Linked DNA regions of Homo sapiens: all the other regions are linked to region 1. The links are chromatin loops, found by intact Hi-C in ENCODE. Cell type or tissue: heart left ventricle. All regions are shown on one strand.

Region 1 (5,000 bases):
TGGGACTACAGCTGGGACTACATGGTGCACACCACCATGCCTGGCTAAGTTTAGTATTATTATTATTTTTTTTTGAGATGGTGTCTCACTCTGTTGCCCAGGCTGGAGTGTGGTGGTGCGGTCTCGGCTTACTGCAACCTCCATCTCCCAGGTTCAAGCGATTCTCCTTCTCAGCCTCCCGAGTAGCTGGGATTACAGGCACCTGCCACCACGCCCAGCTAATTTTTTCTATTTTTATTAGAGACAGGGTATCACCATGTTGGCCAGCCTGGTCTCAAACTCTTGACCTCATGATCCTAGTAGAGACAGGGTTTTACCATGTTGGCTAGGCTGGACCTTGAATTCCTGACCTCAAGTGATCTGCCCGCCTCAGCCTCCCAAATGCTGGGATTACAGGCATGAGCCACCATGCCAGCCGTCCCTTCTTAATTCAGGCCCTTTTAACCTCTTGCTGAACTGTCTTGATAGTACAATCGGCATGTTCATTTCCCACTTTCAACCTACTACATCTGCTGCTGCCAGATTGTGGTGGAGTTGAATCTTATGTGAAGTATAAGTATTGAAGTATTCAAGTCATTGTTTATGAAGAAAATCTCATACAATCAACATTACCCTTGAAAATGCCTTATATTGTCTATAAAGTAGAATCTACAGACACTGCTTCTCAGTAAGTTCAACACTGCTAGTTTTTCCTCTACTTTTGGAACAGATTACTTTTCTTTTGGTTGAACACCAGATGAAGTCATCTGCTTGGTTTTAGGGGTAGAGTCGTATGAAAAATATGTATCTTTAAACACCAGAATCACATTCAACACTAGCCTATTTGAGTTCATATTAGTTACTCATGAGTGTGATTTAAATCTACTGGAATATCTAAAAGCACAGCTCTGATCTCCATTATTTCTATGCTAAAAAACCTTTAGTGGCTCTCCATTGCCTATTGAGAAGGCCCATTTTTTTAACATGGCACTTAAAACTGTTCACTGTCTGACACCAACCCCCCTTTCTCACCCAGCTTATGCTCCAGAATGGAATGCCTGTGATCCCCATGCCCGCTCTGCACATTCCAGTCTCCATCCATACTTTCTCTCACAGTGGCCTGGAACGCTTTCCCCTTACTTCCCATCTCTGCTGGGCTCAGCCATTCTTCACAGGTCAACTCACATGCTGCCTCTTCTAAGATTCCTTCACAGAATCTTCTCTCCAGACCCTGTCCAGCCAAAATCGTATTTCCCTCCTCTGAACTGCAGTCGCTCCTCATTTGTACTGTGTTTATGGCAAGTATCATTTTCTATCTAGAATTGTCATTTCTGTTCATGTTTTACAAGTCTATAAACACCTTCAGGGCAGGGGCAGTGCTTGAATCTTCTTCATAGTTATGTATATACCACCATTTCCAGCTTCAAACATGCAGTTTTCAACAGATTTCAATGAAAAGATAAATTAAATAATGTAGCTTCCCATCTCCTCCCCATGCAGAATGTGCTCTAGTTTGGCAGTGCCCAAGGACTTGGGACCCAGTGCTCTAGAAAGAGCAGCAAACTCTTCCTAATCCCAGCAGCACCTCCATCAGGCAATGAATGAACTCAACAAGAAGGGGGATGGGTAAAACGTTATATGCAAATAGTTGCACTCTGCCCCTTCTTAAAGAGCAAAATAAACATGATTTTTTAAAAAGACCATGGAAGTTGACAATACAATGGCTTTTTCACAGAAGGCTTCAGGATATGCCAAGTTCTGTTATTGGGGATGGAGACATTTTGTCCCCATTGTGTAGAAAGAGACTGATGAGGTCTCTTAAGCAATCTCGCAGACCTACTGTTTTGAAGCATCAGAACATTTTTCTGTGCATCTCAAATTCATTGGAACTTTAAGTTTGTGGAGAGAAAAATCCTAGTTCCCCTCTTCCCCCATCTCATCTCTCTCCCAATAGACACAGGATGTTTTACCTCGGGAACTCAAAGTTGAAGGGGAGCTCAGATCCCAGGGGTGTACTGGGTATAACAGCCCCTTGAATCTTTTCTGAATCATACTCCACACTCCATAAATACAACTCTACCTCCGCTCAATTAAGGAAGGTCTGGGGGTTGGGGAGCCTATCTGACATCTTTCAAGGGATGGGGGTTGAGGAGCCTATCTGACATCTTTCAAGGGATGGGGGTTGGGGAGCCTATCGACATCTTTCAAGGGATGGGGCCTCTATCTTCATTATGGACATGCAGAAAATGTACTCTGCCCCAGTGACAGACAGAGGGAGTTTGACATTGAATTTACACCCGTAGCGTTGACTTTAGACTGATTAGGGAAAATGACTGCCCTGCACCCTTGTAAAATCTTAATGTTCCGTGAGAAGTGCACCGTGCTGTCTGATGTACAGTGTTTAGGTTTGTCTTGACCTTATTAAATCATGGAAAGCGGCTCCTATGAGGGAAGTTTTTTTTCTTTTTCTTTTCTTTTTTTTTTTTTAATTTCCTGCACGATTATTCAGGTGGCTTTTCCTGTTTCTACTCCCCCTCCTGGACTCGGGTCCTTAATTACTATTGCAGAGAACTGGAAGGATGCCTGCTCTGCTCTCCCAGCACGGTCTCCTCTGCTCGGCCTCCAGGCTACTCGCCCCCACCCTTTTCTCCCTCTAGCCCCGCCTCCTCCGCGCACCCCGTGGCCAGCAGCTAGACAGCTGTGTTCAATCAGAAACCACTTACAACTCCAGACGATTCGAAGGGGAAACTTCGGCGTGAAGTGCAGCTCCGCTCCGGCTCCCTCTAGCTTTCTTTCCTTCTCTGGAATCCGAGGCGCGGATCTTCCTCGCCCCACCGCCCTAGTTTTTTCGGGAGCTCGCCGGTGCCCTCTAGGGTGTCGGCTCGTGCTGGGAAGTGCCCTCCATCCTGGTAATGGGGGGCGGCGAGGCACCGTAGGAGTGGCGAGGCGGCGCCCAGGGTGGCACTGCCCCGGAACGGGGCGCTGGGTGCGCGCGGGAGGGTCCCCGCGCGGGCTCCGCCGCTGCCGCAGCTGCGAGCGCGCCGCGCCACCGAGCCTCCTGCAGCAATGGCTCGTCCGTGAAACGCGAGCCACGGCTGCTCTTTTTAAGAGTGCCTGCATCCTCCGTTTGCGCTTCGCAACTGTCCTGGGTGAAAATGGCTGTCTAGACTAAAATGTGGCAGAAGGGACCAAGCAGTGGATATTGAGCCTGTGAAGTCCAACTCTTAAGCTCCGAGACCTGGGGGACTGAGAGCCCAGCTCTGAAAAGTGCATCATGAATTCCGGAGTTGCCATGAAATATGGAAACGACTCCTCGGCCGAGCTGAGTGAGGTAAGAAACAGCTGAGGTCGGGAGCTAGGGTTTCTCGGGCGTTTGCTTTTCCACAAATCCCCCTCCCCTCGACCTCCCCACAGCCCTACACCCTATCCCCCTGTGCTCCCAGTCTGGAGGCAGCGCAATTGAAGATTAGTAGATTTTCTGGATCTTGTTTTAACTTGTAGTGCTACTCAGGAAATGACCTGAACTGGCTTGATATTTCAGTCTGAAATGAGTGGCTTAAAAAAGAAACAACCTCTCACCAAGCCGCGAGGCGTTTTACTCACGACAGTCTGCATCCCTTGTTCCTTCCCACCCGCTTCCACTAATTTATATACACCCTTTTATTTCCCTGATCGGTAAAATACACGGACATTCCCGATGAGTTTAAGCCGACGGTAACTAATTTGGTGGGGGTGGTGGTGGTGAGGGGGACGCATTGGATTATTTCATCTCCCACTTGGCTCCCACGTGCGATGCGTTTGGCTACGTTCAGGCAAGGTGGTCTCTTCCCTAGGCTGAGATGAATGACCCGCGCTGGGGAGGGGTCTGGGGAGAAAGCACTTCAAAGCCGCTTTAGAACTTTATTTCCTGCCCGGATCTGGACTCCTGAGTCTTTGAGGCAAGCGCATTTGCAATTCCTGGGCTCCCACTGTAACCTATCCACTTGAGTGTTTGAGACCAGCTTTGAAATTAAAGCTACATCAAACACTATGCAAATGTGTGAGCGGTAAGATGCCCAAAGCCATCTTTTTTCATGATTTTAGGGATGCTTCGGGCACATCCCTCAAAGCTTTGAATACCTGAAAAGTGATGAGAAGCCCGTAGAACTGGGTGCTGAAAAGAAGAGGAAGTCTGTGTGCTTAGTGTCTACAGCTAGAGGCTTGGTGTCTGTGGGTTTCCCTCTTGGTTCCATCACTGAGCCATTTATGGGGGCAAAAGTAGCATAAGTAGTCCGTGTTTCTTGAGTATGGCTGAAGAGAGGAAAGAGGAAGAAAAGGAAAACAGTGTAAAAGCAGCCGGAAGGCAGATAATGGTGATGTCAGACTACCAATGGTGAAGGGAAAAATGCAGGGATGGAGCCCCTGCGGGGGTGTGTGTGTGTGAGGGAACACCTGGTGATGGGAAAGAGGGGGGATTAAATGGGGTTGGGGGAAACCTAGGAGGTCTGCCGTCGGGCTGGTGAATGCTATTGGGCCCTGCCTGGTGCTCTTAAGTGTCATGCTGCTGCTGTGCTGTTCCTGCTCCGGTTTGAAATAGCATTTTGAGGTGCTGGCTGAATGAAGTAGAGCATTTGCTAATCCTTAACGGCTGTTGCCCCTGTGATGTAGAAGACTCAAGAAATGCTGAGAGTGAGAACTTAAAAATGGGAGGTGAGGGAGGAGGCATGAGGATTTAAGTGACTTTTGCCAATTTTATAATTAACGGTCTCAAATCTGAACTAGAACCCAGGGCCCTGCTCCATCACTAACCCTGTTTCAGGAGAAGCCTTTGGTGATCTTCTAAGGTCATTGAAAACCCCAAAACTGAAGGCATTTCTTTTGCAGAGACTCTTTGCCAGGCCCTTCACGATGTTTCTATGCAGCAGAGTGCTGTCCAGTAACCTTTGTTTAAATGAATCGCAGACTTAGGAGAAGGGGGGGCTAGAACCCTGAGTGAAGGAAGAGATGTGAATTGACTTTAGTCCTATTGGCACGTCCTTGAG
Region 2 (5,000 bases), 240 kb after region 1:
TTAGCTTTTGAATATTTGTTAGAAGTACTTGAACTTACAGGTTAGCCTTGATTTTGAGACTGTTTTCTTAGAGAAATTTAATTTGGGATCCTGTTTTTCTGCAGATTGAGATAAATTCAAAACACAGAGTCATTGTTTCCAAGGATAACCTCACCAAAGAATGGTTCTTAAATTAATTTCAGTCTCAAATGGATCTTCCCATCAAAGTACAGAGGTCTTTAGCTCCAATGTCACCCAATTCTCCTTAAAAAATCACTTTTACCCTCCCGCCCAAATCAGAGCAGCTCCGAGGATGGAAGAACCACACACGAGGCATTCATTTGTCACTCCACATTCTTAGAACCTGATGCAATTAGACTGCTTTATGTTAAACGTGGGTTTAGAATAAAGTCCCAAAGCACCAGACCCCTTTCATAATTATGATAATTATAGTAATTTTGTTTGTAAATCTTGCCATTCTGGCTCAGACATTCCCCCTTGTCAAGTTTATGAAAATAAAGAAAAGGATCTTTCTGAGTTGGAGCTTTATGTGGCCCAGCAAATCTCCTTTCCCCCCGCTGTAACCACCCAGCTTCAAGAGGTCTAATCAGAGTGTCCATCAACTGCCCCTCAAGGGTTCAGGAAAGAAACGCTGAGTATTGTGCCTCCAGCGGCATTTCTGGCAGCCCATAGGCAGCTCCTAACGACAGGAGGGTTAATGGTTTTAGAGAGGAGCAGCAGAGGGGTAGTTAACCAGCAAGGAGAATAAAAGTGATAGCCAACCCTCAGTTGACTGTTGGCAGGTGCCCAGGGTCGGTGCCACTTCATTTTTGAAAAATATAGCCATGGCCTCATCAGAAAGTATAATAGTCTTATGGACAGAGTGACTAGGTTGATTGCCTGGATGGCTTTATCAACATATCATGACAAAGAGGCACAAGGACTAAAATGTTAGGAAGTGGAAATAGGAATCCTTGGTCAAGCCCACCCTCTGTGGCAGGCCTCACAGTTCAGCTCCTTCTGTGCAGCGTAGTCATCGATCTCAATCCACAAAGGAACTGTGGCCAAGACAGGATCGGCCACAGCAAGTCTGTACTCTCAGAGACTGAAATTGAGTCCCTTGTCTCAGCACCAGGTGGGGACCCTGGAGAGCTGTGAGAATGGTGGTTGCAGCCTTGCCGTGAGCCTCTAGGTACCTCCAGGTAGCCAGGGTGCTGCCTGTGTGGCCACTCACTCTGGGGTGTAATCCCCAAGTTGGACTGGACAGCAGCAGAGCTCAAGAGATGCCTAGCTCTCACTCTTTGAACTAGTCTGGATTAAGGTAAAGTTTCATTGGGGCAGAAAAAATGGTTGAGGAGAGTGAAATCATGTCCATTGAAAGGGTGAATTTTTTGAAACAGCCACCTAGTTAGAACAGGCATCAGTAAGCTTCAGGGAATGAGAGTCAGACTAGATCTGGCTGAAACAGTCATCTTTACTGAGGAGAGGTGCTTTTCCATCTGTGTGTCAGGAGAGTCTATCCAAAGTCCTTGAGACAAACGCTTACTGGTGTTAGTGAGCTCTAGAGACCAGCCCCGACACATCCTTGACATGACAGCATTATGATCAGTCCTCCTGCTCAAATGTCCTCATCACTTACCTTTTAGGTTCTATGAGAACAAGGTATAGACATGGAATGCTTTTTATGGTTTTTTTTCTAGTGAGATCTAACTTCTTGATTTCAAAAGAACTGTATGTTTGTTGTAAAACTAAGCAATTAAAATGCCAGCATTGCAAAATGCATAGGATGGTAAAGTTCTCCATTCTAGGACTCTCACTGGAAAGGACATTGGACTGACCCCACTCATTCAGATAAATTTCAAATGCTCAGCAAAACAGATGCCCACCCCCAGGGCACTTTCCTTCTAAAAATGAGCTGCTAGGCCGGGCGCAGTGACTCACACCTGTAATCCCAGCACTTTGGGAGGCTGAGGCGGGCAGATCATGAGGTCAGGAGTTTGAGACCACCCTGGACAACATAGTGAAATCCTGTTGCTATTAAAAATACAAAATTTAGCCAGGCATGGTGGTACATGCCTGTAGTCCCAGCTACTCAGGAGGCTGAGGCAGGAGAATTGCTTGAACCCAGGAGGCGGAGGCTGTGGTGAGCCAAATCATGCTATTGCACTCCAGTGTGGGCAACAGAGTGAGACTCTGTCTCAAACAAACAAACAAACAAACAAACAAAAAGAGCTGCTCCTTGATGGAAATGAGATCTCAGCTAGGGCCAGGTAAGATGTTGATGAAAACTTCAGGAAAATGTCATCACGGATTTTCAAGGCAAAAGAAATGAAATGTCCTTCTAGCCTTCCACCAAGGCAAGCTGAGGAGGCTATGAAAAATGAATTTTTCTTCTAATGAGCAGGCTGGGGGACTGTCTTGAGGACAGAGGTGGGGCATGGTGGAGAGGGATAGAAGAGAGGATATTTGACGTCGATAGCTGGTTTGAACAGCTTCTCCTATAGTGGACAGGGTAGGTGGAGAGTGGGTCGGCCCGAACCGTCCCGAACCAGCCAGCCCCGCATTCCCACCAGGCTACAGGCCTGCTGTGTATGCTTTGTGCTGGAAGAGCTGCTGGCAATGAACAGATGCAGAGGAAAGCCAGCGTGACGGGAGCTCCAGCAGAGCATCACGGAAAGGAGAAACCCACACATCCTAGACTAGCTCCTCAAGAAGCCAGAGCAAGACACACATGTGTGGCGAGGGTTTTTGTCATTAGCCTTCCCCCACAGTCGCTCTCAGAGAACACAGACAGGCTCCTGTTCTGGAGAGGAGGAATAATGCAGCCACAGAAAGTGATTGATTCCCCCTTGACAACTGAGATCATCCAGCATTCCAAGCTGGGAGAATTAATGGATGACTTAACCCTTGCCCAGCAGCCAGCAGCAGGCCCTTGGGAGACCGCCAGCGCCTTTGTCTGTGAGGCCAGAGAAAAGGCCAGTGGCTTCCCCTCCCCTACCATTGTCATAATCATATTCCGCAGTGAAACGTTAAGAGCTCAAAGCAGAATTGTAATTAACCTCGCCTGATCTGTTCCCCGCTGCTGTCCTGGAAGCAGGAGAAGGGAAGCCGGAGGGGCTGTGAGGTTTATCTTGAAATTAAACTTTCTCCACTAAAAGCATTTTAAAGCTCTGTGCTTCCAACAGGGTAAGATCTGTGGACTGAGATCTTTTGTTATTTTTTTTTTTTATTTCCTTCCTCTTTGAAAACTATACTCATAGCAAGGTGGGTGAAACAAAAGCCTTCCCTGCCTGCCATGGATGAGGCTCCGGGCCCTAAGGGTGGCAGCGCCTGTCAGTCTCTGCCTGCCTGCGTTCGTGTTAGGGCTAGGTGATTTCTCAAGTCCATTCAACCACTGGCAGCTTTCGTTCTCCCTGGGATGGAGGGATTCTGGATGACCTGCTGGTGGCCAATAGCTCAGGGCATCTCTGAGTCTGGTGTTAGGTGTTGTGGGGCTGTTGGCAAAGCCATCAGGAAAGTGGCCACCTTCTCTCTTACTCCCACAGGACAGGTGCTGTGTGGCAGCACCAGCTGCCTGCTTCAGGGCCTGCCGTATCCTTTCCACAACTTAGTGAGGCAGGAACCCTTAGTATTCCTATTTCCTGCAGCCCAGAAACATTGGGTAATTTACTCTGGGCCATAAAGCAAGGAAGTGGCAGAGGAGGAACATTTATCCAGGTTTGACTGACATCAGAGACCTGCTCGTAGACCCTGACACCCACCAGGGCAGCCAGGAGCATTGTGGCCTCTACCTAGAAAACCTAGGAGCATCCAGTCACCTCACAGGCTCCTGAGCAAATGCCCACTTAGCCTGAGGGGGAGACCAGTGCTTCTCACACCTAAGCGTGCATCAGAGTCACCTAGAGGGTATATTAAAACACAGATTGCTGGGCTCCACCTCCAGAGTTCCTGACTGTGGAGGTCTTGACAGCAGGCCCCGGAATGTGCATTTCTAACAAGTCCCCAGGTGCTGCTGATGCGGCCAGCCCGGGACCCCTCTTGGAAAACTGCTGGGGTGGACCAGTCCTGCTAAATGGAAAATCTGCCAAAATAGTATCACTTCAGTTCCTGCAGGGTAATTAGAGAATGCTAGCTTTTACCACTCTTTGAATTTTGTGATTTTTATTTTAAATGAAAGTCAACAAAAAGTGTTTCAAGTATAAATTTATATTTCCCAAAAAGTAGTCTGAAGAAAATATACCTCAGTGTCTTGTGGGTGGTAGACGCACAGCTGTTGGTTATTCTTTGTTTTTCTATAGGTTTGAAAGTTTTCAAAATAATTTTTAATGAAAGGAAAGACTAGAGGTGTAAGTAAACCCCACACCCTGTGTCCCAGGTTTACAAGGAAGGATTTCATTCCTGAAACCTCCCAAGTAACTGGAAGAGAAGTGCTGCTGTCTGCCAGCGCCACGCTGTCTAAACATGTCGAGGCTGTGAGCACATCTCCACCCTCAGCCCTGTCTGTAGAATGCTTTGCAAACAGTGCCAGTACTTGAGTTTGCTCTAATTTTGTCGCGCGTTCGCCTGTGGAACATTAGATGTCTGTCCCTCCACATCAGTGTTGATGATTTGTGAAGGTGAGCTCCTGAGCTCTACTTGGGGGTTTTGTACGAGGCATGCCTGCCGCTGAGCAGGTTGCAGGCAGACAGGCCTTCGCTGAGATGCTGAGGGTCCTTTGGATGCGTCCTCTGATGCACAGCCGGGGTCCTCAGTGCCCTCTGCTGTGGGCGCGCTTTGCTCTCTTTGCAGTTCCCTTGAGCTGCCTCATTTCACTGTGGAATAGCCCGTGGTGTTCCAGCTGCAGGATGTTGCTGCTTCTCCCCTCTCATTTTTAAAATACAGCTTGAGAAAACATAATGCTGATGATCAGTAGTCATTTTTATCTTTCTCCCTGCCTTCCCTGCTCCCACCTTGCTCCAAGCTGCTACCATCTCTCCCTGGAATTGTTGCTGTAGCTCCCAAGGTGCACCCCTGCCTCTGCC
Region 3 (5,000 bases), 160 kb after region 1:
AAATCCACTTAAAAAGTTGTTGCTTCTGTTACCCTGATACCAAACGCAGACAGGGGCATAACAACAACAACAACAAAAGCACCAGTTTCAGGCTAATATCACTAATGAAAATAGAGGTAAAAATCCTCAACAAAATACTAGCAAACCAAATGCAACAGCACAATAAAAAGGTCATTCACCATGATCGAGTGGGATTCACCATAGGGATGCAAATACCATTCAACATATGCAAATAAATAAACACAATATACCACATTAACAGAATCAAGGAAAAAACATGATGATTTCAGTAGATGACAGAAAAGCATTTGATAACCATCCCTTTATGATAAAAACCCTAAAATGGATACAAAAGGAACATATTGATATGGTTTGGCTCTGTGTCCCACCCAAATCTCATCTTGAATTGTAATACCCACATATTGAGGGAGGGAGGTGACTGGTTTCTTCCATTCTATTCTTATGATAGCATAAGAACGAATTCTGACAAGATCTGATGGTTTTCTATGTGGTTGACAGTTCCTCCTGCACATGCTTACACTCTATCCTGCTGCCTTGAGAAGGTGCCTGCTTCCCCTTCCACCATGATTATAAGTTTTCTGAGGCCTCTCCAGCCATGCTGAACTGTGAATCAATTAAACCTCTTTCCTTTATAAGTTACCCAGTCTCAGGGAAGTTCTTTATAGCAGTGTGAGAACAGACTAATACACATATCTCAAAATAAAGGCAACCTATGACAAACCCATGGCTAATATCATAGTGAAGGGGGAAAAACTGAAGGCCTTTCCTCTAAAGACTGGAATAAGACAGGGATGCCCACTTTCATCACTGTTACCCAACGTAAAACAGGAAGTCCTGGCTAGAGCAATTAGGAAAGAAAGAAATAAAGGGCATCCAAATTGGAAAGGAAGAAGTCAAATTCACCTTGTTCGCAGAATTATCCTGTTCACAGATGATATGATCTTATATATAGAAACCCCTAAATACTCCAACAAAAAACTTCTAGAACTGATACATTCAGTAAAGTTACAGGATACAAAATCAACACGTTAAAATCATTTTAGCATCTCTATGCACCAATAACAATCAGAGAATCAAATAAGTCAATTCCATTTACAATAGCTACAAAAATCTAAATTTTAGATCTAAAAAGGTTTAAATTTTGATTCCTTGCTTGCACTCCTAGCAGGTAAAAAATAAATAAATAAATAAATTTTGATTCTTATATAATTCTTACAGCAGCTCCTAAACCAGGAGAGCTACGATTACTCAAAGTCCTCAACCAAGTAATTCTACCTATAGGAATATCAATGCATGTATGAATCTTATCAGAAGATGTCTTGCACCCATGAGCTGTACCATCAGTAGGTCTATTTTTATTTATATTTTCTTATTTCAGATCTCTGTTTACATCACTAGGTCTAAAAGCAGACTTCTTCAGGAGTAGAGATTGTTGATTACTTCATTAAATAAAGAATTCTAACCAGCTGAGATGCTAGCTAAAGAAAATAAGGATTTCCTAGTAGGAGAAGGAAGGAGTAAATATCAACTGTAGCCTGTAACCAGCTATAGCCTGTAATCAGAAGCAATGGCTACGCTATGCATATATTCTTGCTTTTATGTATATATGCATGTCCCTTTTTCCTCTTACTTTCTCCTACTTAATTTTTATTTATTTATTTATTTTTGAGACAGAGTGTTGCTTTGTTGCCTGGGCTGGAGTGCAGTGGCGCAATCTGGGCTCACTGCAACCTCTGCCTCCTGAGTTCAAGTGATTCTCGTGCCTCCCCCTCCTGAGTAGCTAGGATTACAGGTATGCACCACCATGCCCGCCTACTTTTTTGTGTTTTTAGTAGAGATGGGGTTTCACCATATTGGCCAGGATGTTCTCGAACTCCTGGCCTCAGGTGATCTGCTCACCTTGGCCTCCCAAAGTGCTGGGATTACAGGTGTGAGCCACCACGTCCAGCCTCTCCTATCATTTTATATAGGATGAGTTGGTATTGGTGAAACTCATAATTTAGTAGGTAGGTTACGTATCTAGGTGGGTTTTAATAGCATTTATATATGCCAACAGTGAAGAATCTGAACACAAAATCAAGAAAGCAATCCTATTTACAATAGCTACAAAAATTATAAAATACCTAAGAATAATTTTTTTTTTTTTTTTTTTTGAGACAGAGTCTCACTCTGTCACCCAGGCTGGAGTGCAGTGGCACGATCTCGGTTCACTTCAAGCTCCACCTCCCAGGTTCACGCCATTCTCCTGCCTCAGCCTCCCGAGTAGCTGGGACTACAGGCTCCCACCACCACACCCGGCTAATTTTTTTTTTTGTATTTTTAGTAGAGACGGTGTTTCACCACGTTAGCCAGGCTGGTCTCGATCTCCTGACCTTGTGATCCACCCGCCTCGGCCTCCCAAAGTGCTGGGATTACAGGTGTGAGCCACTGTGCCCGGCCCCTAAGAATAAATTTAACCAAAGAAGTAAAAGACCGACTGGGCACAGTGGCTCACGCCTGTAATCCCAGCAACTTGGGAGGCCGAGGTGGGCGGATCATAAGGTCAGGAGTTCAAGACCAGCCTGGGCAATATGGTGAAACCCCGTCTCCACTAAAAATACAAAAATTAGCCAGGTGTGGTGGCAGACGCCTGTAGTCAGCTACTCAGGAGGCTGAGGCAGGAGAATTGCTTGAACCCGGGAGGCGGAGGTTGTAGTGAGCTGAGATCGGGCCACTGCACTCCAGGCTGGGAGACAGAGCGAGACTCTGTTTAAAAAAAAAAAAAAAAGAAGTAAAAGTTCTCTACAAGGAAAATTACAAAATTCTCTCTAAAGAAACTGGAGAGGATGCAAACAAGTGGAAAGATCCCCATGCTTATGGATTGGAAGAATTAATATTGTTAATCTATTTATGCCTAGTGTTCCATTACTGGAACGCTAAGCTTGTGGGAGTTATTTATATCCTACTGCTCAAGGTCATCACCAACGTCTGATTTTTCACACACAAAAAAATTTCAGGCTCCAGCACAAATGGGTTAAAATGTTAATACTACCCAAAGTGATCTATAGAGTCAATGTAATCCCTATCAAAATACCAATGTCATGCTTCACAGAAATAGAAGAAAAAAAAAATCCTACAATGTTTATAGAACTACAAAAAAAAAAAAAAAAAAAAAAAGCCCAAATAGCCAAAGCCAATCCTGAGCAAAAAGAACAAAGCTGGAGGGATCACACTACTTGAGTTCAAATTATGCTACAAAGCTGTGGCAACCAAAACAGCATAGTACTGGCACAAAAGCAGACACATAGAGCAATGAAACATAATAGAGAATCCAGAAATAAATCTACTCATCTACAGTCATCTCATTTTTGACAGAGGTACCAAGAACATACAATGGGGGAAAGAACAGTCTCTTCAATAAATGGTGCTGGGAAAAGTGGATATCCATATGCAGAAGAATGAAACCAGACACCAATCTCTCGCCATATACAAAAATCAGAGCAGATTAAAACCTAGACATAAGACCTGAACTATCAAACTACTCAGAGAAAACATTAAGGAAATGCACTAGGACATTGAGTCTGGGCAAAGAATTTTTAGTAAGACCTCAAAAGCATAGGCAATGATAGCAAAACTATACAAATGGGATTACATCAAACTAAAAAGCTTCCACACAGCAATGGAAATAATGAAAGTGAAAAGACAAACTACAGAATGGGAGACAATATTTGCACACTGTCCATTGGCAAGGAATATAAGGAACTCAGTAGCACAAAAAACAAATCTGATTTTTTTTAGCAAAAGATTAGCGAAAGATCTGAATAGACATTGCTCAAAAGAAGACGTACAAATGGCCAACAGGTAAATGAAAAAGTATTCAAAATCACAATGAGATATTCTCTCTCCCCAGTTAAAATGGCTTCTACCAAAGCATAGGGAATAATGGATGCTGGCAAGGATATGTAAGAAAGAGGAAGTCTCATACACTCTTGGCAGAAATGTAAATTACTACAACTGCTATGTAAGACAGTATGAAAATTCCTCAAAAAACTCAAAATAGAACTACCATATGATCCAGTAATTCCCTTACTGGGTATATATCCAAAAGAAAAGACATCAATATATTGAAGAGATACCTGCATTCTCTTGTTTATTGCAGCACTTCACAATGGCCAAAATTTGAAATCAATATCAGTGCCTATCAACAGATGAATAGATGAAGATACACACAATAGAATATTATCAGCTATAAAAAAAAAAAGAATGAAATCCTGTCACAGCAACATGAATGGAACTGGAGGTTGCTATGTTACATGAAAAAAGCCAGAAAGCACAAAAAGACAAATATCGCATGTTCTTACTCATGTGGGAGCTAAGGAAGTGGATCTCATGAAGATAGAGAGTATTTTGGTGGTTATTAGAGGCTGGGAAGGGTAGGGAGGAGAGGGGGATGAAGAGAGGTTGAATAATGGGTACAAAAATATAGGTAGATAGAAGAAGTAAGACCTAGTGTTTGATAATTCAATAGAGTGACTATAATATTTTATAATTCAAAGTAGCTACTAGAGAATAATTTGAATGTTCCCAGCATAAAGAAAAGATACATGTTGAAGGTGATGGATATCCCAGTTATCCTGACTTGATTATTACACATTATAAATGTATGAAAATGTCACAGGTACCCTGAAAATACGTATCTATCCGGTATCAGTAAAAACAAAAAAAAAAGAAAGTTATAGATTCTTATTTTTGCAACTTTGAGCTCTGCTAGTTTGAAATCTTAGGGAGTTCTCCATCAGAGAATACAAAAATGATTCCATTGACTGCCACCTGTTTAGCCCTTTGGGACACCCCATGCCACTGAGCCAACAAGCAAAGAAGGGAGTTACTCTACTGGCTGGAGTAACTATCAAGAGGAAATTGGGACACTGAGTACTATGTCTGAAACACATGGGAATCCCTAGGATACCTTCCAGTAATTATCCAGTGGTAAAAGTTAG

The links. Hi-C counts contacts between places; a loop is a spot of excess contacts. Peaks named below come from ENCODE experiments on the same cell type or tissue, not always from the same donor. Only the 100,000 strongest peaks of a DNase experiment are listed, where the experiment ranks them.
Region 2: it touches region 1 in a loop (2.1-fold over the local background); 7 of 110 quality-filtered maps call a loop at or near these places.
Region 3: it touches region 1 in a loop (2.4-fold over the local background); 9 of 110 quality-filtered maps call a loop at or near these places.

Annotation. Positions count from the first base shown.
Region 1 is chr5:113,292,639-113,297,638 of GRCh38, reverse strand. All of the region lies in intron 3 of MCC (MCC regulator of Wnt signaling pathway), which reads left to right. It overlaps LOC124901045 (a long non-coding RNA gene), which reads right to left and starts at 2,779. Exons shown (of 3, transcript XR_007058904.1): 1 at 2,703-2,779. RefSeq lists a silencer at 2,943-3,002. In heart left ventricle, no CTCF peak of the experiment used is centred here; a DNase peak (open chromatin) is centred at 2,648; H3K4me3 peaks cover 2,986 bases; H3K27ac peaks cover 2,361 bases.
Region 2 is chr5:113,057,353-113,062,352 of GRCh38, reverse strand. All of the region lies in intron 14 of MCC (MCC regulator of Wnt signaling pathway), which reads left to right. Among named protein-coding and RNA genes, the nearest start is that of DCP2, 83 kb to the right of the region's middle. In heart left ventricle, no CTCF peak of the experiment used is centred here; a DNase peak (open chromatin) is centred at 2,922.
Region 3 is chr5:113,132,733-113,137,732 of GRCh38, reverse strand. All of the region lies in intron 5 of MCC (MCC regulator of Wnt signaling pathway), which reads left to right. Among named protein-coding and RNA genes, the nearest start is that of DCP2, 160 kb to the right of the region's middle. In heart left ventricle, no CTCF peak of the experiment used is centred here; no DNase peak of the experiment used is centred here.